2 separate regions of the Homo sapiens genome follow, and region 2 is linked to region 1. The links are chromatin loops, found by intact Hi-C in ENCODE. Cell type or tissue: dorsolateral prefrontal cortex. All regions are shown on one strand. Links, peaks and the distances in the headings refer to the core of each region. The heading gives the core; the rest is flanking DNA.

The links. A loop is a pair of places that touch in the nucleus more often than their neighbours do. Peaks named below come from ENCODE experiments on the same cell type or tissue, not always from the same donor. Only the 100,000 strongest peaks of a DNase experiment are listed, where the experiment ranks them.
Region 2: it touches region 1 in a loop (2.5-fold over the local background); 11 of 110 quality-filtered maps call a loop at or near these places.

Annotation. Positions count from the first base shown.
Region 1 is chr19:6,493,325-6,501,633 of GRCh38, reverse strand. It overlaps TUBB4A (tubulin beta 4A class IVa), which reads left to right. Exons shown (of 4, transcript NM_006087.4): 2 at 11-119; 3 at 237-347; 4 at 5,413-7,315. The coding sequence ends at 6,470. Among named protein-coding and RNA genes, the nearest start is that of TUBB4A, 4.8 kb to the left of the region's middle. In dorsolateral prefrontal cortex, for the core only: no CTCF peak of the experiment used is centred there; no DNase peak of the experiment used is centred there; H3K4me3 peaks cover 5,969 bases; H3K27ac peaks cover 3,662 bases.
Region 2 is chr19:6,413,712-6,421,981 of GRCh38, reverse strand. It overlaps KHSRP (KH-type splicing regulatory protein), which reads left to right. Exons shown (of 19, transcript NM_001366299.1): 3 at 294-332; 4 at 665-704; 5 at 1,511-1,560; 6 at 1,838-1,909; 7 at 2,722-2,779; 8 at 3,106-3,280; 9 at 3,401-3,499; 10 at 3,903-4,001; 11 at 4,141-4,243; 12 at 4,895-4,995; 13 at 5,100-5,244; 14 at 5,332-5,492; 15 at 5,575-5,684; 16 at 6,086-6,174; 3 more. The coding sequence ends at 6,958. MIR3940 (microRNA 3940) reads left to right here and starts at 5,471; the gene lies at 5,471-5,572. In dorsolateral prefrontal cortex, for the core only: a CTCF peak has its summit at 4,057 (motif pointing right); a DNase peak (open chromatin) is centred at 4,071; H3K4me3 peaks cover 712 bases; H3K27ac peaks cover 2,196 bases.

The DNA of each region.
Region 1 (8,309 bases), core at 1-8,000:
CTCTCTCTAGTTTTGGGAGGTTATCAGTGACGAACATGGCATCGACCCCACAGGCACATACCATGGGGACAGTGACCTGCAACTGGAGAGGATCAACGTGTACTACAACGAGGCCACAGGTAGGGCGAAGGAGGCACCTTCCAGGTGGGAAGGGGCAGCTGGGAGGGAACAGGATGCTACCGGGCGCCTGTGGTTCCTGGCACGCATCGAACTGCCCTCCATCTGTTTCCCTGCAGGAGGAAATTATGTCCCCAGAGCGGTGCTGGTGGACCTGGAACCCGGCACCATGGACTCTGTCCGTTCTGGCCCCTTCGGTCAGATCTTTCGGCCGGACAACTTCGTGTTTGGTGAGTCCCCCAGCAGGGAGCCAGAGGCTGGAAAACCTCCTTATTCCTGCTAACACCACAGAGTCAACAGCCACCACCGGGGCCCACAGACCAGAGATGGGGTGGACAGGGCACCAGGCACCAGCCCTGCATCCAGGGCTGTGATGAGGGGATGCTCAGGCCACTGTGAGAGCCCTGAGGAGGGCGGATACAGAGAAGGATTCAGGGAAGTCTTCCTGGAGGAGGTGGCATTTTAATTCAACGGTCTGAACCGGAACCAGACTGCCTGGGTGCACATCCCAATTCTGCCACTTCATGCATTCAACAAACAGTGAGCACTCACTGCATACCAGGCCCTGTTCTAGAAGCTGGAGATCCAGGTAAGAATCAAACAGCCGGAGCTCCCTCTCTGCCCCAGTGCAGCTCCCATTCTGGTAGAAGGTGATAGGCCACAAAGGAGATAAATAAGTAAAGCTCTGCCAGGGGTTGATTCAGATGGATAACTTAGGATGGGCTCCTCAGCCTTTCTGGGCCTCAAAAATCCTCTTTTTTTTTTTTTTTTCAGACAGGGTCTGTCTGTCCTGCTGTCACCCAGGCTAGAGTGCAGTGGCATGATCACGGCTCACTGTCACCTCCACCTCTGGGCACACGTGATCCTCTTGCCTCAGTCTCCCAAGTAGCTGGACCTACAGGCATGCACCACCACACCCAGCTAATTTTTTAGTTTTCTTTGTAGAGAGGTGGGTCTCTCTATGTTGCCCATGCTGGTCTCAAACTCCGGGACTCAAACGATCCACCCAACTCAGCTCCCAAAGTGCTGGATTACAAGCATGAGCCACCTTGCCCGGCCTCCTCGTCTTTAAAACAGGGATTTCACTGGGCATGGTGGTTCATGCCTATAAACCCAGGACTTTGGGAGGCTGAGTCAGGAAGAGAGCTTGAGGTCAGGAGTTCGAGACCAGCCTGGGCACCATGGTGAGACCCTGTCTCTACAAAAAGAAAAAAATTTTAATTAGCTGAGTGAGGTGGTGTGCACCTGTAGTCACAGCTACTCGTGAGGCTAAGGTAGGAGAATCACTTGAGCCTGGGAGGTTGAGGCTGCCATGAGCTATGATGGTGCCACTGCACTCCAGCCTGAGCGATGGTGTGAGACCCCATCTCTAAAAAAGATCAAATAAAACAGGGATTCTAAAATGCTATTAGAATTGTGAGGCTCAGGGTGGGCACGGTGGCTCACACCTGTAATCCCAGCACTTTGGGAGGCCGAGGCGGGTGGATCACCTGAGGTCGGGAGTTTGAGACCAGCCTGACTAACATGGAGAAACCCCATCTCTACTAAAAATAAAAAATTAGCCAGGCATGGTGGCACATGCCTGTAATCCCAGCTACTCGGGAGGCTGAGGCAAGAGAATTGCTTGAACGGCAGAGGTTGTGGTGAGCCAAGATCATGACACTGCACCCCAGCGTGGGCAACAAGAGTGAAACTTCGTCTCCAAAAAAAAAAAAAAATTGTGAAGCTTAAAGTCATGAATATGTGTAGAGTTTAGAACAATGCCTGACACAGAGAAAGAGGTAAATAAGCATTTGTCGTTGTTTTCATTACTATCTGCAGTCTAGAATGTGAGTAGGATTTGGACTGGCCAAAGGGCATGGAAGGGAGGAAAGATGTTTAAGACGGAGGCAACAGCATATGTGAAGATAGTGGGGTGTCCACACCCTGGGACAATCCTTCCGGGAAAGCTTTCCTGGCTCCAGCTGGCTGCATGTCCCCACCCTGGCTCCACCCGCCTCCAATACTCCCAGCATGTAAGACGTGCTAAATGCAGGACCTGTCCTGCCTCTCTGAATCTTTTCCGCAACTCGCCTCTTACTTCCATTTTACAGGTGAGAAAACAGAGGCACAGAGACGTTAGGTCACTTGCAGAAAGTCACACTGCAAGCCACTGGGGCTGTCAGGAGCCAGAGGAGAGGGTCTGACTACTAGGTCCACGCTTTTTTTTTTTTTTGAGACGGAGTCTCCGTTGCCCAGGCTGGAGTGCAGTGACGCAACCTCCACCTCCCAGATTCAAGCGATTCTCCTGCCTCACGAGTAGCTGGGACTACAGGCATGCATCACCACACCTAGCTAATTTTTTGTATTTTTAATAGTGACGGGGTTTCGCCATGTTGGCCAGGCTGGTCTCCTATTCCTGACCTCTCAGGTGATCTGCCTGCCTCTGCTTCCCAAAGTGCTGGGATTACAGGCATGAGCAACCGCGCCTGGTCTGAGCCCACACTTTTAATGCTCCTCCCACCCCCTGGCCACCCAGAGGCCATAGAATCTCTTGGCCCAACTGTAAGCCCTCTGGTCCTCCTGAAATCACTCACACCATTTGGCCAATCTCATTTCATCTTGATTTCACCCAGCCATTTCCCAAGGACCTATGATGGGCCACGGCCACAAAACTGCATCATTATGTTTTGAAATCTTCCAACAGATCAGAAAGGGGAAGTCACTTGTCCAAGGTCACACAGTTTGTCTTGTCAGTCCCGAGAATCTGCAGTCTAAACCACCAGGCTCGGGAGGAGGAGGGAGGGGGTGACCAGAGGTGGCTTCTCTGAGGATGTGGCATTGAGCTGAGACCTGAAGGAAGTGAGGAAAAAGTCAGGTGAATACCTGGGGGGAAAGCATTCTAAGCAGCCAAGCCACTAGTGCAAAGGCCCCAGGGCAGGACCACACCTGGAAAGCTGGAGTAACAGCTGCGGCTGAAGCAGAGTGAGGGAGGGGATGGGGCAGGTCCGGCAGGGCCTTGTGGCCTGCAGGGAGGATTTGGGCTTTGACCCCAAGGTAGGTGGGAGCCATGGAGGGCTGTAGGCAGAGGAGGGACGGGACCTGACTTACTTGCTCTCAGGTGTCCTCTCGTGGGTACTGTGGAGAGGACAGACTGGGTGATAAGGGTAGGAGCCAGGGGACCAGGACAGAGGGAATTGAACTTATCCAGGAGGGTGATGCTGGAGCTGAACTAAGGTGGAGACAGATGAGGGGTGAAAGAAAACGTTAGCTGTTCACAGTAATACCGGCCAATATTCTTTTTTTTATTCCATTTTTTTTTTTTTTGAGACAAAGTCTCACTCTGTCGCCCAGGCTGGAGTGCAGTGGCGCGATCTCGGCTCACTGCAAGCTCCACCTCCTGGGTTCACGCCATTCTCCTGCCTCAGCCTCCCGAGTAGCTGAGACTACAGGCACCCACCACCACATCCAGCTAATTTTTTCTATTTTTAGTAGAGACGGGGTTTCACCGTGTTAGCCGGGATAGTCTTGATCTCCTGACCTCGCTATCCGCCCGCCTCGGCCTCCCAAAGTGCTGGGTTTACAAGCGTGAGCCACCACGCCTGGCCAATATTCTTCTTTTTTTTTTTTTTTTTTTTTGAGACGGAGTCTTGCTGTCGCCCAGGCTGGAGTGCAGTGGCACGATCTCGGCTCACTGCAGGCTCAGCCTCCCGAGTAGCTGGGACTACAGGCGCCCGCCACCTCGCCCGGCTAATTTTTTGTATTTTCAGTAGAGACAGGGTTTCACTGTGTTAGCCAGGATGGTCTCGATCTCCTAACCTCGCAATCTGCCCGCCTCGGCCTCCCTAAGTGCTGGATTACAGGCATGAGCCACTGCGCCTGGCCAATATTCTAATACTGATTCTTTTCCTCCGGGAGCTTGCATTCCACAGTGAGCTTGCAGACAATAAACATGATTAACAAGAAAACACAGGCCAAGCATGGTGGCTCACGCCTGTAATCCCAGCACTTTAGGAGGCCATGGCAGGTGGATTGCTCCAGCTCAGGAGTTCAAGAACAGCCTGGGCAACATGTCGAAACCCCACCTCTACAAAAAAAAGATACAAAAATTAGCCAGATCTGGTAGCATAAGCCTGTAGTCCCAGCTACTCAAAAGGCTGGGGCAGGAGGATCACTTGAACCTGGGAAGTCAAGGCTGCAGTGAGCCATGATTGCACCTCTGTACTCCAGCCTGGGCAACATACCAAGACCCTGCCTGAAAATGATATTATTATTAATAATGATGTTAAATATTAATCTTTTTATTGTTATTATTTATTTGTTTTAGAGACAGGGTCTTGCTCTGTCTCCCAGGCTGCAATGGTGTGATCATAGCTCACTGCAGCCTCCAACTCCTGGGCTCAAGCAATCTCCCACCTGAGCCCCCCTAGTAACTGGTACTACAGGTGTGCCACCACCATGACTGGCTAATTTATATATATATATATATATATATATATATATATATATATATTTTTTTTTTTTTTTTTTTTTTTTTTTTTTTGTAGAGACATGGCCTCACTAGGTTGCCCAGGCTAGTCTTGAACTGCTGGGCTCAAGCAATCCTCCCACCTCTGCCTCCCAAAGTGTTAGGATTACAGGCATGAGCCACTGTGCCCAGTCTTGGTTTTTTTTTAGGCAGGGGGCGGGGGAGTGTTTTGTGTGTATGTGTGTTTTTGAGATGGAGTCTCACTCCGTCACCCAGGCTGGAATGCAGTGGCTCAATCTTGGCTACCTGCAGCCTCCTCCTCCCAGGTTCAAGCAATTCTCTTGCCTCAGCCTCCCGAGTAGCCAGGGACTACGATCGCTCACCAGCACACCTGGCTATAATTGTTATTATTTATTATTATTATTATTATTATTATTTTGAGACGGAGTCTCGCTCTGTTGCCCAGGCTGCAGTGCAGTGGCACAATGTCGGCTCACTGCAAGTTCCGCCTCCTGGGTTCACGCCATTCTCCTGCCTCAGCCTCCCGAGTAGCTAGGACTACAGGCGCCCGCCACCACTCCCGGCTAATTTTTTTTGTAATTTTAGTAGAGACGGGGTTTCACCGTGTTAGCCAGGATGGTCTCGATCTCCTGACCTCGTGATCCGCCCACCTCGGCCTCCCAAAGTGCTGGGATTACAGGTGTGAGCCACCGCACCCGGCTATTTGTTATTATTTTTGATAGTTACTAGTATTCAACTACTAGAGGCCCTCCAGGTGGTGGAGAGACAGAGTCAAGGGTTGGGGCTCCCCATAACTGCATGTGTGTCCCCTCCCCTTCCCTCTCTAGGCCAATCCGGAGCCGGCAACAACTGGGCAAAGGGGCACTACACGGAGGGCGCAGAGCTGGTGGACGCTGTCCTGGACGTAGTCCGGAAGGAGGCCGAGAGCTGCGACTGCCTTCAGGGCTTCCAGCTGACCCACTCGCTGGGGGGTGGCACGGGGTCCGGAATGGGCACGCTGCTCATCAGTAAGATCCGCGAGGAGTTCCCAGACCGCATCATGAACACCTTCAGCGTGGTGCCCTCGCCCAAAGTGTCAGACACGGTGGTGGAGCCCTACAACGCCACGCTGTCTGTGCACCAGCTGGTGGAGAATACGGATGAGACCTACTGCATCGACAACGAGGCACTCTACGACATCTGTTTCCGCACCCTCAAGCTGACCACCCCCACCTACGGGGACCTCAACCACCTGGTGTCGGCCACCATGAGCGGGGTCACCACCTGCCTGCGCTTCCCGGGCCAGCTGAACGCCGACCTGCGCAAGCTGGCCGTCAACATGGTTCCCTTTCCTCGCCTGCACTTCTTCATGCCCGGCTTCGCACCCCTGACCAGCCGGGGCAGCCAGCAGTACCGGGCCCTGACGGTGCCCGAGCTCACCCAGCAGATGTTCGATGCCAAGAACATGATGGCGGCGTGCGACCCGCGCCACGGCCGCTACCTGACCGTGGCCGCCGTGTTCCGGGGCCGCATGTCCATGAAGGAGGTGGACGAGCAGATGCTGAGCGTGCAGAGCAAGAACAGCAGCTACTTCGTGGAGTGGATCCCCAACAACGTGAAGACGGCCGTGTGCGACATCCCGCCCCGCGGCCTGAAGATGGCCGCGACCTTCATCGGCAACAGCACGGCCATCCAGGAGCTGTTCAAGCGCATCTCCGAGCAGTTCACGGCCATGTTCCGGCGCAAGGCCTTCTTGCACTGGTACACGGGCGAGGGCATGGACGAGATGGAGTTCACCGAGGCCGAGAGCAACATGAATGACCTGGTATCTGAGTACCAGCAGTACCAGGACGCCACGGCCGAGGAGGGCGAGTTCGAGGAGGAGGCGGAGGAGGAGGTGGCCTAGGCTGCTCCCATCGCTTCCCACCTGTCCCCTCGAGGCTTCTGACCTTTGATCCGCTAGGCCCCCCATCTCTGAACCCTAGAGCCCCGCTTTCCCTCCAAGGCTGACTCCCCGCTGACCCTAACAATACCTTTGGAGCTCGCTTTACCTCTGGCTACTTCATCTCCGACCCTGGCTCCCCTTTGAGCCCTAATTTATCTTTAACCCCCTTGAGCTCTTCCAACCTTGACATTCCCAGGAGGAGCCCCGCTTCACCCCTTCTGACTCTGGAAACCGCACCTTTAACTTTGCAGACCTTCCTTCACCCCTGACTTCTGCTTCACCTTTGACCTCTGCCCCCCATGAATCCCATTTTACCTCTAGACCTATAAGTTCTGGTTTATGTTTGACCCCTCCCTCTGAGCTGCACTTCACCGCTGACCTTGCCTCACCTTTAACCCCCCACCTGAGCCCCAGCTCCTACCTCTGACCCCAACTTCTCTTTGATCTCTGAATCCCCTCTGACTCCAACTTCTCTTTCACCCTCTATGAGTCCCATTTTACTTCTACACCTGCAAGTCCTGGTTTATATTGGACCCCTCCCTCCGAGCTGCAGTTCACCTTTGACCTTGCCTCACCTTTCACCCCCCACCCCCCACAGCGTCAGCTCCTACCTCTGACCCCAGCTTCTCTCTGATTCCCACAGGCCCCATGCATCCTCCCTGCCTCACTCCCCTCAGCCCCTGCCGACCTTAGCTTATCTGGGAGAGAAACAAGGCCTGGTGCCTGTGAGGAAGAGAGGTCACCCCTACCCTCCCTCCCCGCTTCCCTGCCTCACCCTCAATAAATAAATTAATTGTTGTCATGGATGTTTCTGCCGAATCCCTCTTTCCTCTCTTACAGCAAGTGCGGGCTTTTCTCTACAGGATGGAGGAGGGTACCGATGACATCTCATCTCTGGATGGGGGGCGTGCTGGGGAGGGATCAGACGGGCCAGGCTAGGCCACCCACTAACCCTGAGGTTTTGACTAAGCCATTTGCCTTCTCTCAGCCTCGGTCTTCCCACCTGTAAAATGGGATCGTATGTTTTCCCCCAGGATCCCCCCACAACTGTTATAGGAATGGGGTCCCAATCCAGACCCCAAGAGAGGGTTCTTGGATCTCAAGAAAGAATTCAGGGCAAGTCCATAAAGTAAAAGCACGTTTATTAAGAAAGTAAAGGGGTAGGGCACGGTGGCTCACACCTGTAATCCCAACATTGGGAGGCTGAGGCAGGTGGATCACCTGAGGCCAGGAGAGACCAGCCTGGTCAACATGGCGAAATCCCATCTCTACTAAAAATAAAAAAATTCGCAGGGCGTGGTGGTGGGCGCCTGTAGTCCCAGGTACTCCGGAGGCTGAGGCAGGAGAATCGCTTGAACCTGGGAGGCAGAGGTTGCAGTGAGCCAAGATAACGCCACTGCACACCAGCCTGGCAACAGAGTGACACTCCGTCTCAAAAAATAATAATAATTAAATAAATAAATAAAGGAGCCAGGTGCAGTGGCTCATGCCTGTAATCCCAACACTTTGGGAGTCTGAGGTGGGTGGATCACCTGAGGCCAGGAGAGACCAGCCTGACCAACATGGTGAAACCCCAACTCTACTAAAAATGCAAAAATTACCTGGGCGTGGTGGCAGGCGCCTATAGTTCCGGCTACTTGGGAGGCTGAGGCAGGAGAATCACTTGAACCTGGGAGGCAGAGGTTGCAGTCAGCTGAGATGGCGCCACTGCACTCCAGCCTGGGTGACAGAGCGAGACTCCGTATCAAAAAAAAAAAAAAAAAAAAAAAAAACAAAGAATGGCTACTCCACAGATGAGAG
Region 2 (8,270 bases), core at 1-8,000, 80 kb after region 1:
CTGTTATCCACGACACCCTCCCTGCTAGAGGCAGGTCCTGTCCTAAACCGGGAGGACTCAGGTGCCTGGTGGTGGTTGCGTGTTCTGAAGGCTTTTTTACTCTGAGCGTTGGTGGCGGAATTGGCGGGGTCTGGCCTCCCTCAGGGGCCAGTCTCTCCTGGGCTCCTGTCTCAGCTCCTGTTAAGGGTGGGGGCCGAGGGGCACTGTTTACCTTGGACATGTGGCACCAGCATCAGGTTCGAGGCGGCCGTGGGTGGGTGGGTGCTGCATCTGCCATCCTCTCTCTTTCCCAGATCAACCGGAGAGCAAGAAGCTGGCTTCCCAGGGAGACTGTAAGTCCAGGGGGTCTGGTGGCAGATATGTGGCTTCAGAGGGTTGAGGTTTTCAGGAGTCAGGAGCTGGAAGCACTGAGGAGGTGGCAGCTCTTTACAGAGGCCCCTGGTGCTTCATTCTGGGGCCCATACGTTTGAGGGATCCCAGGAACCCTGAAATTGAGGGAGATGAGCTCTGTGCTTTTATGGGGAGGAATCCACAGCATCCATGAGGCACTGGAGCAGGCTGGGGACCGTGGTGCCGGGCTCAGCTCCCACTGACCCGGGGCAGGCAGTGCCAAGTGCCCGAGGAGGAGCTAAGCCAGTCTTTGCTTTGGGTTTTCTCTCTACAGCAATCAGTTCTCAACTTGGACCCATCCATCCTCCCCCAAGGTAAGCCATGGTGGGGCCCACACTGCTTTCTTGTCTGTTGGCCAGCAGACTGGCCTTTCTGCTGACTTGGGAGGGCTCTGACTGGGGGCACATCTCTCAGGTTTTATCCCCCAGTGCCAGTTGACCAGAGTGCTCAGACGGGAATGAGGCAGAGGAGCTGTGTCCGTTCCTCGTACCCCTTGTCTGAAGGGCTGTGGGAGGGGAGCGTCGTGGCAGTCACTGTAGTGATAGGGTGGTCTCCGCACCCTATGGCTTCCTCCGCTGGGGTGGGGACTCTGAGCAGCACAAATGTCGTCTTCCTGGAAGAGGCTAGGAGGGCCTTGCTTCCCTCCCTCACACATCTGCAAGTGCCCATCCCACTCAGTGCTGTGGAGCTCAGGGCTCTTTGCCACCTCTTTGCCCCACCAGATGGACTGAGGTGAACCTGACACAGGGCAGTTGTCAGGGGTCATTTTTTGTTTGTTTGTTTTTAATGGGCCAGTAGTTTCATAAAATACTAGGAAAATAAGATGAAAAGGACATACAGCCAGCTTTTTAGAACTGAGAGACATAGAGTGACTGTCAGCTTGCTACTCAGTGCTCCCTCTCGCCCTGAATCAATGGGACGGCACCAGGCCAAGGCCCACAATGCCCAGAGCAAGCCTCTCGGGGCACAGATGGGGAAACTGAGGCCTTGGCAGTTTTGTGGCCTGTGTGGTCAGACTCTGCTTAGACCTATGGTGGCCTTGGCTTCAAGTAGACCTTCCAGAGCTGCTGTCCTCCTCCCTTCCCACTTGAGGACTGACCTTTGGCGTGTCTCTTTACAGGACTTCAATGACAGAAGAGTACAGGGTCCCAGACGGCATGGTGGGCCTGAGTGAGTGTGGGTCACCTTGGGTGGGGAGGCCCACTCTTCCCCAGGAGGAAGTGTCCTGTGAGCTCCTGCCAGCCCAGAAGCCCTGGTCTGAGAGGGCTCCTATGTGCTGTTCTCATTTGTCCCTCCTTCGTCCCCTCTGGGCAGAGGACAGGAGCTCTCTAGAGGACTGCTGCCCTCCTGAACGTCAGAGGGGCTGGGGCCCCGGCCACACAGTCTCCTGAGGCCTGGGCTCCCTTCCCTCATCACGCTTTGCTTTTCTCCTTCTTTCTCCATCCAGTCATTGGCAGAGGAGGTGAACAAATTAACAAAATCCAACAGGATTCAGGCTGCAAAGTACAGATTTCTCCAGGTATAAGAGCGTCAGGTTCCTGCCAGAGTGGGGGCCAGGGTTGGGCCCTTTGCACTTTCCTTTAATTACTTAATTTCCACGGGGACTGTGGACAGGAAGCGAGCTGGCGCTTGTTGGTGCTTACTACGGACCAGGCTCAGTGCAGTATCTCACTCCACTAGTACTGCCCACGGGGCACAGCTGTGACTTTTTTTATTTTCAGTGGGTGGGTATGGACTGAGGTGGCAGGGCTAGCATTTCGCACAGGGGCCTGGTTCCAGACACCGAGCTTCGACGCACTGCACTGACCTGCCGCGTGGGTGAAAGCACCCCGGCAAGACTGCGTGAGACAGGGTGGTGCCTTGGACAGAGGGGTCACTCTGAGGTCAGGCCCAGGAGCAAATCCCGGTTCTGGCTGCACATCTGCTCTCAGGCAATGTAGTTACCTTTCGAATCTCAGAGTCCTGAGCTACAGAAAGCCTGCTGGGTAGGGGGTTCTGAGGCTTCCTTGGGCGTGTAGCACGTGTTGTCTATAGAAGCGGCTCTGGTCATCATTGGTAGTGGGGGTGGCCGGCTCCTGGACCTTCTGGAATCTGCAACTCCCTCCACCTCATCCTTTTCCCTTAAAGTCCTACCTCCCTTCTGGGATCTCTTCCCAACCTTGGCCTTGCATCGAGCAGCCTCCCAGGTGTTTAGGGGAAGTAAACTGATCTGTCAGGCACTGAATGGGACAGAAGTGGCCCTTGGTTGTTCTGAAAGTTTCCTCGTGTCCAAGGCAGGCCTTTCTCTGCCTGTGGGCCAGGGAGGGCACTGACTCTATCTCCTCTTTTCAGACAGCGGTGGCCTACCCGAGCGCAGTGTGTCCTTGACAGGAGCCCCAGAATCTGTCCAGTAAGTCCCCACAGGGCCTCTCATTGTGATGTGGGGGGCAGGCAGAAGCCTGCTCTGTCCGTTTGAATTGAAAGTTGGGAGCAACTTGCACGCCATGTCCTCCATTCTTGCCCCCATCTCCAGACAGCCATGTTAACATGAGGCTGATTCCCCGGCAGCCCAAGACCTGGGGAACCTGGAGCCTGAACAGCCCCTGTGACTGGCCCCTCTTCCCTGTCATCCTTGCACACTCTGGGGTCGCCTTCCCTTTGAGCTGGGTGGGCCACCAGACCAGTACCTTTCTCCAGCGGTGGCACCCGCTCATCCCCCGCTCCTCCCCTTCCCAGGAAAGCCAAGATGATGCTGGATGACATTGTGTCTCGGGGTCGTGGGGGCCCCCCAGGACAGTTCCACGACAACGCCAACGGGGGCCAGAACGGCACCGTGCAGGAGATCATGATCCCCGCGGGCAAGGCCGGCCTGGTCATTGGCAAGGGCGGGGAGACCATTAAGCAGCTGCAGGTGAGGGCAGCACCTGGGCAGCTTCCTCTGCATCCGTGTGCCACACCCCACCGCCACCACCACAGCAGCCCAGGAAGTCCTGGGAGAGCCCAGCACTAACGGTTAACCTTGCTTGTAAAGGAACGCGCTGGAGTGAAGATGATCTTAATTCAGGACGGATCTCAGAATACGAATGTGGACAAACCTCTCCGCATCATTGGGGATCCTTACAAAGTGCAGGTGAGCACGCCCTGGGGTGGTGGAGGGGGTTCTGGAGAGGCACGGGCAGGTGGGCAGGGCCAGCGGTCTCGGGGTCTGCATTCCGCCAGAGAGATATGTGAACAGTCGGTCATAACACCAAGAGGCTTGCAAGAGCGCTGGCTCGTAGGATGGCCCTGAACTGACTCCCAGCTTTGTGTGTGTGAGGCACCGGCCTCACCTCTGACCTTCTGCTTTTTTATCTGGAAACGGGGCTGCTGGTAGTGCCTCCCCATTAAAGTGGCAGGTAGAGAGCTCAGTAGGGTGCTGTGCTGGGCTCACCCAGGGTTCGTGGGTCCTTAGTTGAGGCCCGCACCCCCGAGGAGGTGGGGGGGTGTGGGGCAGCAGGGCTCACCCATGGGGGCTGCTTCCTGTGTGTTTGCAGCAAGCCTGTGAGATGGTGATGGACATCCTCCGGGAACGTGACCAAGGCGGCTTTGGGGACCGGAATGAGTACGGATCTCGGATTGGCGGAGGCATCGATGTGAGTGTGGGCCCTGCCTTCACCCCCCTCTCCCCCGCCAGTGGAGGGAGGGGCCGGGGTGAGTGGCTCCTTGTGGCCAGTGGGCAGCAGAGGGCAGCAGAGCTGCGGGCCGAGCTGACGCTGCTGCCTCCCTCCCCAGGTGCCAGTGCCCAGGCATTCTGTTGGCGTGGTCATTGGCCGGAGTGGAGAGATGATCAAGAAGATCCAGAATGATGCTGGCGTGCGGATACAGTTCAAGCAAGGTCAGGGCCTGGCCCACCCTGCCCCTGGCCAGTGCACCCCCACCCTCTTTGGGAGGCAGGCTCTGAGGGAGCTGGGCACCGTGGTCAGCCAGGTGGCCTCCATAGCACCTCACGGCTCTTAGTCCAGCCGTCAGAACATGGCCAGTCCCTTCTCTTCTCTGGGACAGACACATGAGGGCTTTCCACATCCAGGGGGAACGTGTGTTCCTATCCCTATCAGATCTCCTCTTCCTCCCCCTACGATGGAGCCTATCCTGACAGGACAGCCCTGGGTGCCCCGCAGGCTGGATCAGGGCACTCCACCTCAGCTCTGGGCTCTTGCCAGTCCTCAGGCAGTCTCTGAGCTGCCTGCCGTGGGGAGAAGGGCCCCTCTGGCTTTTCAGAGATTTATTGTTCTGTAAAATCTCTCAGTGCTGGGGGTGCTGTGTGCTGGAAGAAGCTTGAGCCACCTCCTGGCTTGGCCGTGGGTTTCCTTCTCTGGGAATGTGGGCCGCCTCCCCCTCAATCCCTGAGCGAGTGGAGGCTGGGAGCGGCGCAGCGCGTCTGAGATCTCAGGCCGGCGTGGTGTCTGCGCTGGAGGCGGCGTTGCAGGGCTCTGGGGTGGGCTCTTCTTTTAAACTTGTGTCTCTGCTCTCTCGGTGCTGGCCTCAGATGACGGGACAGGGCCCGAGAAGATTGCTCATATAATGGGGCCCCCAGACAGGTGCGAGCACGCAGCCCGGATCATCAACGACCTCCTCCAGAGCCTCAGGGTAGGTGGCCCCGGGTGCTGAAGGGGCTGGCAGGGCCTCCAGGGGAGTGCAAGACCAGACCGGCTTCCAGGGTTCATCATCCTCCTCCTCCTCTTGTCTTGCAGAGTGGTCCCCCAGGTCCTCCAGGGGGTCCAGGCATGCCCCCGGGGGGCCGAGGCCGAGGAAGAGGCCAAGGCAATTGGGGTCCCCCTGGCGGGGAGATGACCTTCTCCATCCCCACTCACAAGTGTGGGCTGGTCATCGGCCGAGGTGAGTGTGGCCCCCTGCACCCTATCCCTTGCCCCCTCTTCCCTGGGCCATCACTGCAGGCCACCTTCACCTTCTGCGTTTCTGCAGGTGGCGAGAATGTGAAAGCCATAAACCAGCAGACGGGAGCCTTCGTAGAGATCTCCCGGCAGCTGCCACCCAACGGGGACCCCAACTTCAAGTTGTTCATCATCCGGGGTTCACCCCAGCAGATTGACCACGCCAAGCAGCTTATCGAGGAAAAGATCGAGGTGGGTTGGGGCGGGCTCTGGGGATTTGGTCTCACAGCCCGGATCCCAGCCCACTTACCTTGGTTACTCTCCTTCCTTCTAGGGTCCTCTCTGCCCAGTTGGACCAGGCCCAGGTGGCCCAGGCCCTGCTGGCCCAATGGGGCCCTTCAATCCTGGGCCCTTCAACCAGGGGCCACCCGGGGCTCCCCCACAGTGAGTATCCTCTGCCTCCTGGGTTTTGAGGCCGGGGGCTTACTGAGCTGGCAAGAAGAATAGCAGACCCCATTTCCCTTTCCCTAGAAGTGCAGGCGGGGGGCCTCATCCAGCCCATTTTTGTGGATACCATCAACAGGCCCTCTCCTGTCTACTGGTAGAGCATGTGCCTTTCAGCATCCCTCTGTGCACGTGCAAGTTTCGCGGCTTCTTTCATGTCCTCAAGCTGACGCTGCGCGTCCTTCGAGTTGCTTCTTGTCTAGGCCTTTCCCAGGCGCCCCGTTGAGCCTGGTGGTCTGGGTCTCTGGCGCCTCCCCACTGAAAAACATCCCCACCCCAGGTGGTCCGGCTGCGGCCACCCCCGCACCACTGCTCAAGCATCCCTTTCTTCTCTCCTGCAGTGCCGGGGGGCCCCCTCCTCACCAGTACCCACCCCAGGGCTGGGGCAATACCTACCCCCAGTGGCAGCCGCCTGCTCCTCATGACCCAAGTAAGTGATGGGCCACCTGGCGGAGGGCAGGCCCTGTTCTGTCCCCCCGTCTCACCCGAGGTATCTCCTGCAGGCAAAGCAGCTGCAGCGGCCGCGGACCCCAACGCCGCGTGGGCCGCCTACTACTCACACTACTACCAGCAGCCCCCGGGCCCCGTCCCCGGCCCCGCACCGGCCCCTGCGGCCCCACCGGCTCAGGGTGAGCCCCCTCAGCCCCCACCCACCGGCCAGTCGGACTACACTAAGGCCTGGGAAGAGTATTACAAAAAGATCGGTGAGTCTGCAGGGTGGCGGGGGGGCTCCAGCCCTGCCGGGGGAGTGGTTTCTGACCTGTCTCGGCGCCCGCACAGGCCAGCAGCCCCAGCAGCCCGGAGCACCCCCACAGCAGGACTACACGAAGGCTTGGGAGGAGTACTACAAGAAGCAAGGTGAGTGGCCACCATGCGGGGACAGGGGCAGGGGCAGCCCTCACCCACAGCCTCTCACCTGCCTTTGTCCACCCACAGCGCAAGTGGCCACCGGAGGGGGTCCAGGAGCTCCCCCAGGCTCCCAGCCAGACTACAGTGCCGCCTGGGCGGAATATTACAGACAGCAGGCCGCTTACTACGGACAGACCCCAGGTCCTGGCGGCCCCCAGCCGCCGCCCACGCAGCAGGGACAGCAGCAGGCAAGTGGGAATTGCCACCCTCCTCCTCCTCCTTTCTCCTTCCAACCCCCGGCCACCGTCCATCCTGCCTTAGTGGGTAGCGCCGGAAACCCCTTCCCCTGCGGGGTGTGCCCTTGATGCCTGCAGCGGGGGCCGTGTGGCCGGAGGTCTCCGGGAGTCCCCACGCACCGCCAGGGAAGCATTCGCTGGGTCCAGAGGTTAAACGAAGAGGCCTCCCTGCGCCGGCTGCTTGTTCCTGTGTGCCGCTGTCGTGATGCTGGGGAGCGCTGAGACTCGCAGGCGGGACTTCTGAACTGCTGGGGAGTCGGGGGGCAGGCAGACAGCGCGGACGGTGGGCACCGGCCCGGCCGCCACCACCTCGCTCACAATCTGGCCACTTGGGAAGAAAACGTCTATTTTTTCCCCTTCTCTGCATCACTTTTTTGGTTTTTGTTCTTTTTATTCTTTTATTTTTTAAACCCATGATCTTTTTTCCTGTGTCCAAGTGACTGTGTTGCAGGCGGCCTGGCTCTGGCAGGGACTGGTGGGGACGCGGGGAGCGGCCCAGGCCCCTGCCCCGCCGGGCTCAGCCTCCCATGCGCTCGCGCTTGCCTGTGTCCCGGGCTTGTCTGTGAAGTGGGCGTGAAGATCGTTGCCACCTTCCAACCTACCTCACAGGGGTGTTGTGGGGACACCATGATCTCTGGATTGTTCATGTCGTCGTGCTGCGCCGGGAGCCACCGCCCTCCGGAGACAGGGCAGCTCCCCTACGACCCTAGCGCCTCCGCCCTCCGCGGCCCCTCTCCTCTCTTCCTGCTCTGTCCCTCCTTCTCCATCAGGGAGCAGCGTGACTTCAGCGAGTCCCGCGAGCACCTGGCTAGACAGTTAACAAGCACGTCCTTCCAGCCTGAGCCAGCGCAGGTTTGGGAGGGGGCTTCCTGGCCCCCCCCACGGTGTTCCAGCCCCTCCTCTCTTCCGCCCCCTAGTCTCCCACCCTTCCCTCCCCGTAGTGACCAATTCCTATCTCTTCCCTCTCCGCAGGCTCAATGAATCGAATGAATGTGAACTTCTTCATCTGTGAAAAATCTTTTTTTTTTCCATTTTGTTCTGTTTGGGGGCTTCTGTTTTGTTTGGCGAGAGAGCGATGGCTGCCGTGGGGAGTACTGGGGAGCCCTCGCGGCAAGCAGGGTGGGGGGGACTTGGGGGCATGCCGGGCCCTCACTCTCTCGCCTGTTCTGTGTCTCACATGCTTTTTCTTTCAAAATTGGGATCCTTCCATGTTGAGCCAGCCAGAGAAGATAGCGAGATCTAAATCTCTGCCAAAAAAAAAAAAAAACTTAAAAATTAAAAACACAAAGAGCAAAGCAGAACTTATAAAATTATATATATATATATTAAAAAGTCTCTATTCTTCACCCCCCAGCCTTCCTGAACCTGCCTCTCTGAGGAT